Regions from separate parts of the Homo sapiens genome. Here region 1 is linked to region 2. Evidence: read pairs that join two places in POLR2A ChIA-PET (ENCODE). Cell type or tissue: Panc1. All regions are shown on one strand. Region 1 has its middle 5.3 kb from the start of TRMT2B. Region 2 overlaps CENPI (centromere protein I).

What was found. ChIA-PET counts read pairs that join two places held together with the same protein. Peaks named below come from ENCODE experiments on the same cell type or tissue, not always from the same donor. Only the 100,000 strongest peaks of a DNase experiment are listed, where the experiment ranks them.
Region 1: POLR2A ChIA-PET joins it to region 2 with 6 read pairs; 4 of 35 experiments call an interaction of 5 or more read pairs at or near these places.

What each region holds. Positions count from the first base shown.
Region 1 is chrX:101,055,384-101,059,383 of GRCh38, reverse strand. No RefSeq gene overlaps it. Among named protein-coding and RNA genes, the nearest start is that of TRMT2B, 5.3 kb to the right of the region's middle. In Panc1, no CTCF peak of the experiment used is centred here; a DNase peak (open chromatin) is centred at 2,083.
Region 2 is chrX:101,117,455-101,121,454 of GRCh38, reverse strand. CENPI (centromere protein I) reads right to left here. Exons shown (of 22, transcript NM_001386188.2): 7 at 1,005-1,053; 8 at 671-717. Among named protein-coding and RNA genes, the nearest start is that of CENPI, 21 kb to the right of the region's middle. In Panc1, no CTCF peak of the experiment used is centred here; no DNase peak of the experiment used is centred here.

The sequences.
Region 1 (4,000 bases), 62 kb after region 2:
GCGATTCTCGTGCCTCAACCTCCTGAATAGCTGGGATTACAGGCACCTGCAACCATGCCCGTCTAATTTTTTTTTTCTTTTTTTATTAGAGACAGGGTTTCACCATGTTGGCCAGGCTGGTCTTGAACTCCTGACCTCAGGTGATCTGCCTGCCTCGGCCTCCCAAGGTGCTGGGATTACAGGCGTGAGCCACTGCACCTGGCCTATGGTTTGATTTTTTTGATCTCCAACTAATTCATCTGAGATTTCAGTTGGTGTGTGGTAGTCGGAGCTCAGATTTTAATGGGCATCACCTGGTATGCTTGTTACAACCCTAGATATTCCTGAACCCTATAACTGCCCTATGGGTTCTTCCTGCCCACTGCACAAACAAAACAGACCACGACATTGCAGTAGAGAAAGAGTTTAATTGACACAAGGCCAGCCAAACCATCTCCTCAAAGTATCAAAGTATCAAAGGTTAGGGGTTTTTCAAAGGTAGTTTGGGGGAAGGTGTGGGGGTGGCTAGGCAATGGGTGCTGATTGCTTGGTTTGAAAATGAAATCATAGGGATTGGAAGCTCTCCTCTTGCACTGAGTCACTTCTGGGTGGGACCACAGGAGTGGTTGGTGGGTACAGGTGGAGCCATGGGTGTCAGACATCCAAAAGACCTGGAGACATCTCAAAAGGCCAATCTGAGGTTCTACAATAGTCATGTTATCTGCAGGAGTAATTGGAATAGTTGCATATTTTGTGACCTCTGGAATAATGGCTGGAAATCATTTAACTATGCCTACATCTTAGTATAATGCAGGCCCCTCTCATCCTCCTAACCTGGTTGGTGGCCTTTCATTAGTTTTACAAGGGTGGTTTAGTTTTTGGGAAAGGCTGTTATCATTTAAACTATAAACTAATTTTCTCTCAAAGTTAGCGTGGCCCATGCCCATGAATGGCCAAGGACAGCTTGAAAGTTGAAGGCAAGATGGAGTCAACCATGTCAGATTTCTCTTAATGTCATCATTTTGCAAAGGCAGTTTCAGTGACCTGGAAGCTGAGGGAGACTGTTGCATACATTCAGATGGGAGGTCATAAGTTTCTGTGCTAAGGCAAGCTATACTGCATACTGCAAAATTTTCTCAAAATATGGTCAGGGACATCTGCAACATAATCAGCTTGGATGATTGTAACACATATGGATTCTGAGTCCCACCCCACACTTACTGAATTGTCCCACCCCACACCTACTGTGGTCCCGACCCAGGAGCAGACTCAGTCCAAGAGGGCCATTTTCCATACCCCTATGATTGCATCCCCAACCAAAGGGGAAGAGGAGGTGATGAAAGGTGTAGAGCTGTGTATGCATATAACTATAACTGCCTACCAAACTATCTTTGAAAAATTCTAGCCTCCAAATTTTCAGGGAGATTGATGTGAGTAATAACTCCATCTCCTACATGTTGTGGCCGAGCTCTCATCAATTAAACTCTTTTTTTTTTTTTTTTTGAGATGGAGTTTTTCTCTGTCACCCAGGCTGGAGTGCAGTGGCGTGATCTTGGCTCACTGCAACCTCCGCCTCCTGGATTCAAGTGATTCTCTTGCCTCAGCCTCCCAAGCAGCTGGGATTACAGGCACCCACCACTATACCCAGCTAATTTTTGTATTTTTAGTAGAGATGGGGTTTCCCCATGTTAGCCAGTCTGGTCTTGAACTCCTGACCTCAGGTGATCCGCCCACCTCAGCCTCCCAAAGTGCTGGGATTACAGGCATGAGCTGCCGTGCCTGGCCTAAACTCTTTCTTTACTGCAATGCTGTGGTCTCAGTGAATTGATTTTGTCTGTGCAGTGAGCAGGAAGAACCGGTCAGGTGATTGCATCACTACATCCTAAAATCCATCTATATACAGCTCCTAGAGTTATCTTGCAGAAACATCTTATGAAAAAAAAAAAACCCAAAAACTCTTCATTAGCTTCCTATTGTTACAGGAACTAGCTCAAACTCCTCATCCCAGCCCTCCAGACCCTTTGTTATTTTCCCTGACCTGTCTATCTGATCAGCCAATGGCCAATGGCTTAAGCACCAAACTCTTATCTAGCCAGGTCTGCCTCCTCATGGGCCTTGTACAATTATTACTCATTTCCTCTTTTCATGCTGCAGTCCCAGTTCCTCTCAGATTATTCATATCCTATGCATTCAACTCAATTATCACATTCTTTTCCTTCCTTTGGTACCAAGATGGTGGCTGTTTTCTGAGACTTACCAAAGCCCCAATAGTTGTGTATTCTCACACTGAGTATTATCTTCCTATCAGGTCATACAATCTTTGAGGGTGTGGTCTGTGAATCTATCCCTCATAGCATATAGCACAGTCCTAGGTGCACCAAAGAACTTGTTTAATGGAACCAAACCAGCCCTAAATGCCAACTAATTTTTGTAAGAGTTAAAGAAAGAGGAAAGAAACATGAAAAGTGGCTCAACAGACAAAGACAGGTTTATTTTGGATAATCAACCGGAGAGGGTCTTCTGGCCGATTTTGGTCAGGAGTGCTCTCTCTTACAGACTAAGAGTATTTATTGGTTTTAGGGTGAGGGAGCTTATTACAGGCTTGGAATGTTACTGTGGTGGGGAGAAGTTTATTGCAGGGTTGGAATGTCTCTGGTTGGAGGGGAGGTTACTTGGGGCTGGCATGTCTCTGGTTGGGGAGGGGTTTATCTTATGGTTGGAATGTTTCTGGTTGGAGATGTCATTTACGGTTTATGGTCATGTTGACCTTAGCCATTAGGCTGATGCCCTTTGGATTTAGGTGTTTTTTTGTTTGTTTGTTTGTTTTTGTTTTTGTTTTGAGAGGGACTTTCGTTATTGTTGCCCAGGCAGGAGTGCAATGACGCGATCTCAGCCTACTGCAACCTCTGCCTCCTGCGTTCAAGCAATTCTTGGCCAGGTGCGGTGGATCATGCCTGTGATCCTAGCACTTTGGGAGGCCGAGGTGAGTGGATCGCCTGAGGTCAGAAGTTCAAGACCAGCCTGGCCAGCATGGCAAAACCCTGTCTCTACTAAAAATACAAAAAATTAGCCAGGTGTGGTGGCAGGTCCCTGTAATCCCAGCTACTTGGGAGGATGAAGCAGGAGAATTGCTTGAACCCAGGAGGCGGAGGTTGCAGTGAGCTGAATTCACACCATTGCACTCCAGCCTGGGCAACAAGAGTGAAACTCCATCTCAAAAAAAAAAAAAAAAAAAAAAAAAAAGGAAAAGAAAAGAAAAAAAGAAGAAAAAAAAGCAATTCTCCTGTTTCAGCTCCTGAATAGCGGGGATTACAGGCATGCACCACCACGCCCAGCTACTTTTTGTATTTTTAGTAGAGACGGGGTTTCACCATGTTGGCCAGGCTGGTCTTGAACTCCTGACCTCAGGTGATACTGCCCGCCTCAGCCTCCCAAAGTGCTGGGATTACAGGCATGAGCCTCCTTACCCGGCCTTAGGTGGTTTTTGATCAAGGAGAACTTTAGAATTGTGGTGCTTGTCCAAGATGGCGATGCTCCTGCTTGGTAAATTTTAATATGTTATTTCTGAGAGCGAATGCTGTAGCCTCTCAGCTATCTTTTCCTTGCACCAAAATGAGAATGTTTGACAAATTCCTAGGGATTTCACTTTGTTGTGATTTGGTTTGCTAATAACAAAATTAAGTAAAAGGTTATCTTGGTTCCAGCTCTTATTTGAGTTAACAATATTCCTTATCATCTATGACATATCCACTTACTGACTTTCTGGTTGAAGGGTCTAACCTTTCCTATAATACGGGGTATTTCTTTCCCCTCTTACAAATGTAATGATTTCGCTTTTATAGTAGAATATGCTTTACCAGATTAAATAAATATAAAGGGGTTAATGGCTAAATAATTACATTATAGCTGCTTTAATCTCTTTTCTCTCTCTACCCCTCAGGGTTTTCCTCCTTGAATGACAGGCCTGCTTTAAATGAATTTGCCTGGATGCTCAAAATAGGTGGGGGTGAGGGAGGAAATG
Region 2 (4,000 bases):
GCCAGGCATGGTGGTGGGCGCCTGTAATCCCAGTTACTCAGGAGGCTTAGGCAGGAGAATTGCTTGAACCCAGGAGGCGGAGGTTGCAGTGAGCTGAGATTACACCCCACTGCACTCCAGCCTGGGCGAAAAGAGTGAAACTCCATCTATAAAATAAAAATAAAATAAATAATTCTCTCAAGCATCACCACTTCTCCTTGACCCCAAGTCTGATTCTGATTTTTCATTTTGTTCACTGAGCTCCCCAGAAAATAAGTTCCTTAAAGATAATGAGTGATAGGCCAGGCGCGGTGGCTTACGCCTGTAATCCCAGAACCTTGGGAGGCCGAGGCGGGTGGATCACCGAGGCCAGGAGTTCCAGACCAGCCTGGCCAACATGGTGAAACCCTGTCTCTACCAAAAAACACAAAAGTTAGCCGGGTGTGGTGACGCGTGCCTATAATCCCAGCTACTCGGGAGGGTAAGGCAGGAGAATCGCTTGAACCTGGGAGGCGGAGGTTGCAGTGAGCCAAGATCATGCCACTGCACTCCAGTCTGGGCAACAGAGTGAGACCCTGTCTCAAAAAAAAAAAAAAAAAGATCAAGAGTTATTTGATTTTGTATTCCCAATGCCTGGCTCAGTACCTGGCACATAGTACATTGGCAGGTCTTAGGTCTTTTCAGTACTCACCATTTTGGCCTGAAGATCAAGCAGTTTTCTCACACGAAATGGTTTGACTAGAAAACATAAAGGAAAGACGTACTATGCATTTGGATTCAGAATAAAAAGAAATTGGTTATATTTAACCACCATGCAATTCATACAGTTTCTTCTTGTAACATATCAAGGAAATAAATACCTGTTCAGTTAAGCCATTAAGCAGATGCTCTTAAAGTACTAAAAAGCAATTTCCACAAAATGACTTCTGTCATATAACTAATGCTAATAGTTATTTTAACTTTATAAAGGCCAATACAAATGCTAATTCTACAAAGTATAATACAACTGTAATGAAAATACTCACCATTCTCTTTTTTGGTAAGTAAATATAACAAATGGCAAACATAAGGGCACTGTTAAAACATAAAAAAATATTAAGAGAAATGATAATATGTCTTGAACAGAGGGGCAACACATTTTCCTCAAATGTCAATCTTACGCTGATTAAGTAAAAAACCTTCAGGACTTCACTGAACAATAGTTTTACAAAGAGTCTCTTTTTCCTACTGTATAGTGATAAAAAAACAATAGTTTTAATCAGCATTTCATTAGGTCATTTTTTAGTTATTTTTGGAATGTAAAGGTATTGCAGACAATTTGAAAAACAGAATTACCTATCATCCTCCTACCTAACAAAAATTAATGTATTCCTTTCAATATTTGCATGTATGTATTTAGTTACTAAATTCATACAAATATTGAAAGGAATGCATGAATTTTTGTTATTCCTTTCAATATTTTTATGTATGTGTATTGTTAGTTGGTGGAGACAAGGTCTCACTATGTTGCCCAGGCTGGTCTCTAACTCCTGGCCTCAAGTGATCCTCCTGACTCAGCCTCCTAAAGTACTAGGATTACAGGCATGAGCCACTGCACCTGGCCCATACTTATTAAGACATAAACTTGAAACTTTTATCCTGATTTCCTATTTAAAACCATTTTCCCATGTTGTTTAGTCTTCAAAATTATCATTTTCAATGATGCTTCATATTCCAGTCAGTATATATACAAGAATTTAGTTAACAGCTTAGTCTTCAGTTTGGCAAACAGTATGCACTCAATTTGCTAATTAAATTATTGTATGACTGATTCCCTTCTACCATTTCATTTTCAGTGTCCATCTGTTGAGGTCTTACTCTAGATCAGGGGTCAGGAAACTATGGTCTACCTGTTTTTGTAAATAAAGTTTTATTGGGACACAGCCACATCATTCATTTATTTATTGTCTACAGCTGCTTGCACACCACACCAGCAGAGTTGAATAGTTGTGACAGAGACAATATGGCCTTCATGCTCAGAATATTTACTACCTATCCCTTTAAGAAAAAGTTTGCCAATACCTTCTCTAAATAATAGGAAAGTGAAAAAATATTTAATAGTACTAGAGAAAGCAACAAGAGCAAAGACTTTCTTTAAACAAATTTGTATTTTTGTAGTCATGACTCTAAACTTTAAAGTCTAAACTACAGCATATTCCATACTGCCTCTTCTGTACTTAGAAATGGTTTGAGAAAGAATCTAAACATACTTTTAAGAAGCATGAATTTAGATATGGAATTTTTATTTTATTTTTTGAGACGGAGTTTCACTCTTGTTGCCCAGGCTGGAGCACAATGGCATGATCTCGGCTCACTGCAACCTCCGCCTCCCGGGTTCAAGCGATTCTCCTACCTCAGCCTCCCAAGTAGCTGAGATTACAGGCATGCACCACCACACCCGGCTAATTTTGTACTTTTAGTAGAGACAGGGTTTCTCCATGTTGTTCAGGGTGGTCTCGAACTCCTGACCTCAGGTGATCTGACCACCTTGGCCTCCCAAAGTGCTGGGATTACAGGTGTGCGCCACCACACCTGGCCGGAATCTTTTTTTAAAAGAAAGAATACATGTTATGACCACATCTGCCATATACTACACAGAGAATAGCAATTTTCAGTATAAAAAATGTGTTATGTCATATGCTTAAGGATATGAACTACTAGCAATACTATCATGTTGAATATGAAATGAGTGTTACACAATCACTTGCCCTAGACTCCATTATTATAGGAAATCTGACATTCTCTTTTAATCACATCTAGAAAGGAAAAACTCATATATTTTAATCATTTTACAATTGCCTTTCTGGCAAATATTTAGGTTGGTGCAAAAGTAATTGCAGTTTTTGCCATTTCAATGGCAAGAACTTTAATAAGTACTTGGGTTATAAAAGGCTCAGTCCCTGACTGGAAGAACTCAGTCTATTGAGCTGTTAGAAGAAAGCAGAAAGCGTCTCTTCTTATTTCCTATTCTTTACAAAGTATGTTTAAACACAGAATTCATTTGTATTGCAATTTGGTCAGTTTATGAACAGAAACAATATGAGGTTAAGAGAGATGTCAAAGGTAAGAGAGAGACAATGACATACCACTTGTCATTCAACCACACCTGTGCACCACAGGACATGGAACAGGGATGAGCATCCTGCATCCTTACTTTCTATCGACACTTCCAAGGTTACCACTCTTTCACCGTTGTATAGAAAAAGACCTCCTCTGAGACTTAGTTCACCCAACTTTACTACCTCTACCTTACCTATACCCTGTCAGCTCACTACTAACCTAGTACCTTCCCCAAAATTCCGTGAGGATTTGGGCATCTCACTCAGTTTTCAGCTCTAACTCTAATCCCAATATCATGCCAGATGACTTTAATGTCCATATCAACAAATCACCGTGGTCTTACAGTTTACTGACCTCAATTCCAATGACCTGATAACCATCTATAGAAATATTGTGTATTAGATACTCTGAATGACCCTGACCGCTTTCCTGCCAGCTCAGCAATGTTTTTGACATCATATCCAGCTGTTGAAGCATGTTTCAGAGCTGGCATGAAAGCAAGAATCTGCAGTTCCCAAAAACAAAGTGAAAGTAGAAACACTAAATATTGAACAAGCTTTCTCACCAAGATTTTTTGCCAAACCTTAGAAACTTTGAACTTACGACTTTAATAGCTACAAAGGGAGGCAGGGATAGGTTAGGCAGGGGATAAAGCTTAGGACCCACCCAATGTGTAGATTATGCAGAGGATCTATTATAATAAAAAACTGGAATCCCCAAGAGCTACACACTAAGTGTATGGTTGTGAAATTAAAACTCCACTGTGTTGAACAGGACAGCAAGAAAACTTGCTTGTCCTGACCTTGGAAATGGGTGAAAGGAAAATAAAACCTTTCCCAAGAATTTGTAACCAGAAGCCAGCTCAAAAAACGTCTGCAGTTTGGCCAGGCGCGGTGGCTCATGCCTGTAATCCCAACACTTT